Regions from separate parts of the Homo sapiens genome. Here region 2 is linked to region 1. The links are chromatin contacts, found by Hi-C or POLR2A ChIA-PET in ENCODE. All regions are on one chromosome and are shown on one strand. Each heading gives the region's core, a stretch centred on a gene start or an enhancer-like site at or near the end of the contact. The rest is flanking DNA. Distances are from core to core; before and after follow the strand shown. Region 1 holds the start of LINC01265 (long intergenic non-protein coding RNA 1265). Region 2 overlaps LIFR-AS1 (LIFR antisense RNA 1).

Region 1 (4,020 bases), core at 460-2,959:
TCATATGAGTACATTTTTTTCTGGATAACTTTGCAGGGTCCCACATATAATTGTGCAAGTGGTACAATATATACAGGCCCCATTGTAGTGGGGTGGTTTCTGCCAGCTCAGGCAGCATCATGGGCATGTGTGCAAATATGAGGACAAGGGACTAAATGTACACGTGGAGAATCATTCTCCTCTTCCCTGAAATCACATTCATACTTCAAGCCACCCCTTTCCCCTGCCCCTCCTGGGAGAAAGTTGGAAGCAAAAGTGTTTGTGAAGATTCAGGCTGAGATACTTACTTCTGGTGTCCCCATCGCTCACTTGAACCCATAGATATCCCCCATTTCCTTACCGTAATCTGCTAATAACATGACTGTCCTGCCCCACGGGATGCTCTCTGGTCTCATTAAGTCTGAAAATGCTTGGGAAATGCATCTGCCAAGGACTACAGCCAACTGTCATTATTATCATCTGCTTACAGACACTCTCCCAGGCAGCAAAATATTTTCAAGCTCTAAAATCCCGGCCCTAGCCCGTCCCTTTATTTTCATCTTACCTAGCCTGCGTAGATTATCTGAAGGACACACAGACTCAAAATCAATGTCCCATCTGTCTCTTGTTTACAGCTTATCAGGTGTTGTGAAATGAAACAGTGAAATCCCTGGGAGCATTTCCTCTTCTGAACTGATTTAACTTTAGCTCTCTGAAGCTTTCTCCTCCTTTGGCTTCTGAGAATGGTGTGCTGGTCTGAGAAGCAAGAACTTTTCATTGGCATAGCTATTAATAGTGACTAATATGGACTTCTTGTGCCTTGCTCCAGTTTGAAATTTATAAGGATGGCTGCCTCATTGCGTGTGTGTGTGTGTGTGTGTCTGTGTGTGTGTGTTTGTGTGTAATTGCTTTGCTCCTTCTTTTGCATGTGAGTAGATCAATCTTAAGGATCAGGACTCATCTCTGTCTCCCCACAACAATGCCTCCAAAAGGGGGGGGGTTCATGACTGTTTCAAAAATAACTTATATTTTTTATGCATGAATCTTCTTTGCTCCTTCCTTCCTTCCTTCCTTCCTTCCTTCCTTCCTTCCTTCTTTCCTTCCTTCCTTTCTCTTCCCTCTCTCCAATCTGTTTCCTCTTTGTCTCCCTTTGCCTCATCCATGCCCCATTCTTTCTCTCCCAACTCCAGGATTGTGTGACTTTTTTCTCTGACCTTTTATCCTCACTGCTTCTTTGGCTATGATTTGAATCTGGGTCACTAGAATAAGCGTGTCCTTCCTTTCTCTGTAGACTATACAGGTTGACTGCTTTGTAGATTTTGGCATTTTGTAGGACATCATATGAATGCAATTTTTCTGGATAACTTAGCAGGGGCCCACATATAGTTGTGCAAATTGTACACTGCACACAGACCTCTACCGAGTGAGCGAATGGGGCAAAACTCTAACCCATGCTACTGTCCCCAAGCTGTGTATCCTGGGAAAGTGCTACATCCACTGAAGGAAAAGTCATGCTTTTGTAATTTGGTGACTAATGCTCAGTCCTAGCAACCAATTATGCACACACAAATAGGCACTGCATAATTGTTTACTACACCACATTCCCTCCAGTCATCTGAATTTACATACTCTCAAAACTCACATGGCTTCCAGCAGTGCACATCCCCACATTCCCTTCCAAGGCAAGTTGGTGTTTGAAAATCACACTGCCATGATTTCACCCCATCACATTTCATCCTATGTGAGTTGGTTTTTCTACAGAAACGATGTGACAAGCAGTGATTATATCCTAAGGGTGACATCACAATCACCTATTTAAGCTATTATACTGTTGAAAATTGTTTATTGCAAAGGAAAGAAATAAGAAAACCCTATTTTTCTATATTACTATTTAAACAATCATAAAAACAATAATCCTAAGTAAGATGTTATTTTGGAAAGATTACATAATTTGAAAGAGGCTGGCCTTCGAAAGAATAGCAGGATTATTAGGAGAGCAGAAGGAGGCAATCGAAACCTCTGTGGGGATGCTGATATACGCTATAGAAGTAAGATTCTGAAAAACTTCAGAGGATGCCAACTAGGTTCTTTGTTTAATCTAATTTCATTGCAAACCCCAGGGTAGTTAAATCTCTAAAATTATTCCTAGGTTCATTAGGCTTAATACAGCTTATTTCTTGGATCACAAAAGGGACCAAGAAAGGAGAGGAAATAACATTTTTTGAATGAGGTAAATAGGCAAGAGTTAGAAGAAACTAAGAAGATAATTGAAATGCATGTCTCACCATGCGTGAGAAGGAAATTAGCTAGCATGGAAATAGCTGAAGTTGAAGCAGTGAGTGTACATGCTCGTCATGAAGTTAGTGGAGCATATTAGTCCTTCTCACACTGCTATCAAGAACTACCTGAGACTGGATAATTTATGAAGAAAAGAGGTTTAGTTGACTCACAGTTCCACAGGCTGTACAAGAGACATGGCTGGGGAGGCCTCGGGAAACTTACAATCATGGTGGAAGGTGAAGGAGAAGCAAGCACCTTCTTCACATGGCAAAGAAGGAGAGAGAGAGCAAGTAAATGAGGAAGTGCTACACACTTTCAAACAACAAGATCTCGTGAGAGCTCACTCACTATCATGAGAGCAGCAAGGGGGAAATCCACCTCCATGATCCAATAACCTCCCACCAGGTCCCTCCCCCAACACTGGGGACTACATTCAACATGAGATTTGGGTGTTAACACAGAGCTAAACCATATCACAGAGGAGACCATGTAAGGCCCTGGAGAACATGTGGGGCTGGGAAGGGCATAGGTGTAATGTGCTGGGACTGATGTTCCTGAAAGGACCATGCTGGCTGCTGTGTTTGTCAGGGATCAAGGTGGAATGTAAGCAATGAACTTGGTTGTAGCAGAATCCAGAATATGAACTGGGTTATATTCTGTATAAATTTTAAAGGTAGAACCATCAACATTAGCTGATGGTTAGTGGTACCTTTGACCCAATGGATTGCTTAACTACAGAGGAGTAGAAGGGAAAGTAAGGAGGAAGCTCTCTGGCTGGGGTTCATGGAAAATGCTGAGGACTAGAGTTCTTTGCTCAGGGCTCTGTCTCCCTGTCTTGACATAACTGCAGCAGTGTGGGCAGAACGGAGTGGTTGGGCTCTGAACTAGACTTATCCACTCGTCTCTCTTGTCTTTCATTCACAAGTACTTAGTGAGGGCCTACTATGTACCAGGCACAATGCTGAATTCTGGGAAGAGAGACAGCTAGTGAACAGGTTCCTCACCCACGGAACTCACAATCTAACCAGAGTCATGCACCCAAAATGACATTTTGGTCAATGACAGATCACTTATACAGTGGTGGCCCCATAAGATTACAATACTGTATTTGGACTGTACCTTTTCTATGTTTAGACATGTTTATATACATGCAAATATTTATATTGTGTTACAGTTGCCTACGGTATTCAGTACAGTAACCTGCTGCACAGGTTTGCAGCCTGGGAGCAAGAGGCTACCCTATATAGCCTGGGTGTGTAGTAGGCTATACCATCTAGGTTTGTGTAAGTGCACTCTATGATGTTCACACAATGTCAAAATAGCCTAAGGACAAATTTCTCAGGGCATATATCCATCATTAAGTGATGCACACCGTATACTGGATTGCTTTATGGATGCAAGTAGGATTTCCCCACGTGCCCTATACCTTTTTACTTCCATTCAATTCTTCTCATGTTATTTCCACCTATTAAAATGTTTTCCTTTCCCTGAGGCCTGTTTTCACCTGTCAAAGTCCTCTCCAGTTCAACTCCCAAGCTGTCTTCTTCATGAAGCCTCCTTCATTTTCTACCGTCCATTTTCAAAGCCCTTTATGGCTACCTTCCCTAGAATGCTCATTGCACTAGAAAGTGCCTTTTCTGTAACTGACTTTCCTCTCTTAAAAGAATCTTGCAACTTATCTTCACCTGGGCTGTAGCTCCTAGCACATAGTAGATAATCAGAAATGACAAAAGAAAGCATGAATGTATTTTCCCAAGAGAC
Region 2 (4,020 bases), core at 607-3,106, 60 kb before region 1:
TATTCAAATGTCAAAACCTATCAAATTGTATACCTTAACTTTATGCATTTTACTGTATGTCAATTTTACTGTATGTCAATCAACAGCTTAATAAAGAAGCTGTTTTTAAAATTCAGGAATTAAAAATAAATTATTAATAGATAACAGGGTGTGGGGAATTGACCAGGAGAGAAAAAAAGGCAACTAATTGACTGTTTTTCCCAGGGTCAGTCCAGACAATTTTACGAGTGTACATTCTTTTTCGGTTTCAATTTAGTGCCTCAAAAATGAGTTATTGTCCAGGTACTTTACTTTGTATCTCTAGAAAAGTGCTACACTTAAACCAAAACAAGTGGTTTATATTATAACCCTTTTTACTAATCTATTTTAAAATCTAAAGACATTCTTTTATTTTTACATGTATCATCATCACCTATGCCTCATCTACATATTAAGAATAGCTTATTTCTTAATACTTAATGCTTTCTATTTATTGCTAGGATTTTGGTGGAAGAGATTTTCCAACTCTTCATCCTCAAATAATACACATATAATAACAGTGGGTAACAGTGGAAAAATAAATGAGCACTAGGACTATTGATCGGGTTTTTTTTTTTTTTTTTTGAGACGGAGTCTTGTTCTGTTGCCCAGGCTGGAGTTGCAAGCTCTGCCTCCCGGGTTCACGCCATTCTCTTGCCTCAGCCTCCCAGGTGCCCGCCACCACGCCCGGCTAATTTTTTTGTATTTTTAGTAGAGACGGGGTTTCACCGTGTTAACCAGGATGGTCTCAATCTCCTGACCTCATGATCCACCTGCCTCGGCCTCCCAAAGTGCTGGGATTACAGGCATAAGCCATCGCGCCCGGCCCAATTGATCTGGTTTCTTAAAGAAATACTTGACAGGGAAGGAAAAGAATAGAAACAGACAGAAGAGGCCAGGAACAGTGGCTCACTCCTGTAATCCCAGCACTTTGGGAAGCCGAGGCAGGCAGATCATCTGAGGTCAGGAGTTCGAGACTAGCCTGGCCAACATAGTAAAACCCTGTCTCTACTAAAAATAAAAATTTAGCGGGCATGGTGGCATGCGCCTGTAGTCCCAGCTACTAGGGAGGCTGAGGCAGGAGAATCGCTTGAACCCGAGAAGCAGAGGTTGCCATGAGCCCAGATCGTGCCACTGCACTCCAATCTGGGCAACCCAGTGTGGGCGACAGAGGGGGGGAAAAAAAACAGACAGAAGATATATTACACGCAAATGTAATGAAAGGAGCCTGATGGGATTCTTGTTCAATCAAATCAATGGCAAGCTGACTTTTTTTTTAGGGGCATTTAGATACAAGTGTGTGGGAGATAATATTAACGATTTTTGTGAGTGGGAAATGGCATATGATTACACATGAAAATATCTACAATGCTTAGGTATGTCTACCAAGAAGTATGAGGCCAGATATGACTGAGGTCTGGGCTAAAACAGGAGCTAAAAATAAATTATTTAGGCAGTTAGGGTAAGAGAGTCTTCAGTAAGGTTTCCCTTTTAACAAAAAGCAGCCCCCAAATCATTTCTTTTCTAACAAAGAGCAGCCTGTAAAATCGAGCTGCAGGCATAGGTAAGCAAGCTAGAAGCTTGCACGGGTGAATGCCGGCAGCTGTGCCAATAGGAAAAGACTACCTGGGGGCCAGACATGTTCAACATGGAGGTTCCTTCTTCCGTTTTCCTTGTCAACCACGACTACAGTAAAGGAACAGGCAACATGGCGCAGGCAGCGTAGAGAACCTGTCTGCATAATAAAAGATCAGGGTGGGGTGGCCAGCTTCCTCATGTGCTATGTAAATGATACACCTGGTCCAACCAATGTTTGGGCCCTATGTAAATCAGACACCGCCTCCTCAAGCTCGTCTATAAAATCCCGGGCATTTCACTATGAAACCGGAACACCCGCCCAGGAGTCCCTCTCTCTCTCTCTCCTCCTGCCAGAGAGAGAGTTCTTTTCTCTTTCCTCTTGCCTATTAAGCCTCTGCCCTTAAACTCACTTCTTGTGTTTTGGAGCCCTCGATTTCTTTGGCGTGAGATGACGAACCTCGGTCATTTACCCCAGACAAGATGCCACTTCATTTCTACTTTTGTATATATTTGAATTTTTGCATAATTAAAAAAATTTAAAGGCTTTGTTAAACTACTAGTCACATTTTAAAAGGGGGATAGACAATCTTTATTTGTCAGATATTTTTAAATAAAGAAAAGGAAAAGGGGAGAGGATAAGTATGCGAGGTGTTAGATGTGTTAATTAGCTTGATTTAATACTTTGCAATGTATACATATATTAAAACATCACATCGTACACCATATATACAGTTTGTCAATTATATCTTAATAAAGCTGGAGGAAAATATGAAAAATTAAATTTAAAAAAGAGGAGAGGAGGAAATCAGTGATCACAGCAAAAAGGAAAGAATTGACCTGCAAATTAGAAGCCAGGTCGGGGAGGGGTGGAGCAGGGGGTGGGGGTGGGGTATGTGTATGGTACTGCCTCAGATCTATTTCCAGAATTGACCTAACCTGACTGAGTGACCTTGGAGAAAGTCCCTTACTCATTTTAAAGTGGGGGAAAATGCCTGGCTTCCCAGGTGTGTATGAGAGTTAATTGCCTTTTCTGCAGTCCCAGTGGATGGATGGGTGGAGTTATTCAAGGGCCTCCTATCCTCCTAAGTGTCTTTAGGAGACCTGATGGTTTTATTCCCTCTGAGCTGCCACTGGATCAGATGACAGGCGGGTGGGCAGCCTCCACATTCTGCTCCTGTCCCCAGTGAGGTTTACTTTCCAGGAGCCATTTAATCTCAGAAACACTGCCATCTTTCCAGCTTTTGAGGCTGGAAATCCATCTCTCTGTGTTGAAGCTCTTTATTCCTTGTGGTCCCACTCCCTGGAGCACTGCAGACAAGAACCTAGGTGACAAGAAAAAAATGGAATGACCCCAATTTAACAAGCTCCCCTCTACATTTACAGGGCAAACCGTGACTTTTCTCAAGGCCCACAAATTATAGGGAGGCAAAGGGTGGAAAAATCCAGGAAAAAAAAAAAAAAACAACCATACCACCCATACAAACATACCAGATGGAAGGAAAAGATGCCTATAATTCTCGTGGCTTTCAAAGGTATTTATTTAGTTCAGATATTTATGAAACAAACCCTAGAAATTCCAGGTATCTCTCCTAAACAAAAGAACCACGAATGTTTGCTTCTGGTCAGCATGAAAAATTGGTGAAAAACTAGATGTTAGACATAGGTTCATAAGGTAGATCTTTACAGCTCAGATACAGAGCACTGCAGGCACGTTTTCTTACCTAGTTGTCCAAGTCAGCATCAAACTCAGAGTCACCAATGACTCTGACAATGTTCAGGAGATGCTTTTCCTACTGATGTCAAGGGCAAGCTTCCTCCACAACAGCCATACACAAAAAAAGAAGTAAAGATAATTATTCAAATCATGGCACTGCTAAGATTTTCTAACTGATCTGAGCCCCCCAAAGAAATCCTGATTCGGACTATCTGGATTTTACAATGTTATCAGTCGTCAACAGACTTTGCCTTCCTTGAAAGTGCTTCCAATTGTTTCAGTGGCTAAAGGGACCTAAATCAACACTGGCTATAGCAAAGAAAACAAACCACTTATAAACTTTCCCATACCTGCCAAAACTGGAAAGCTATAAATAGGGGGTAGCAAACACTGTTCAAAAATATTTCTCAGGGAGCAAACAGGCGGAAAGGAGTGAATAATTTTCAAAGAAGTAAAGGATTTTTTTTTTTAAAGTTCATTTTGCAACTTGGAATTTCTGCGGCCACAAGGAAGTGAGGAAAACATAACTCAACCGTGATAATATGATTCCTAATGTTATAAGAAGCTAAAATGTTGTGTATGATTTAAGCAATTCCATTGCACACTATATTGATATAGTGTTTCATTATTCTTTGTTATTCCTCTTATTGCTTCTGGGAGAGGCAGGGCTTTTTCAGGATCATTAGCCCTTTCGTACCTTCCTGAAGATA

What was found. A loop is a pair of places that touch in the nucleus more often than their neighbours do. ChIA-PET counts read pairs that join two places held with the same protein, here RNA polymerase II (POLR2A).
Region 2: a loop to region 1 is called in a map of A673, with 8 times the contacts of the local background. The contact joins the enhancer-like site here to the promoter of LINC01265 in region 1. A Hi-C loop is called at or near these places in 3 of 168 maps with a recorded cell type or tissue (A673, dorsolateral prefrontal cortex and endothelial cell of umbilical vein). POLR2A ChIA-PET finds 5 or more read pairs at or near these places in 2 of 52 experiments (OCI-LY7 and activated T-cell).

What each region holds. Positions count from the first base shown.
Region 1 is chr5:38,718,564-38,722,583 of GRCh38, forward strand. It overlaps LINC01265 (long intergenic non-protein coding RNA 1265), which reads right to left and starts at 1,710. Exons shown (of 5, transcript NR_104631.1): 1 at 1,622-1,710. All of the region lies in intron 3 of OSMR-DT (OSMR divergent transcript), which reads right to left.
Region 2 is chr5:38,658,660-38,662,679 of GRCh38, forward strand. The region is part of intron 8 of LIFR-AS1 (LIFR antisense RNA 1); the gene reads left to right. Among named protein-coding and RNA genes, the nearest start is that of LINC01265, 60 kb to the right of the region's middle. RefSeq lists an enhancer at 1,648-1,942. Within about 2 kb of position 1,857, at least 9 of the 41 ENCODE cell types and tissues checked have a DNase peak (open chromatin) inside an H3K27ac peak, as active enhancers do; they include A673, where a contact is called at or near this core.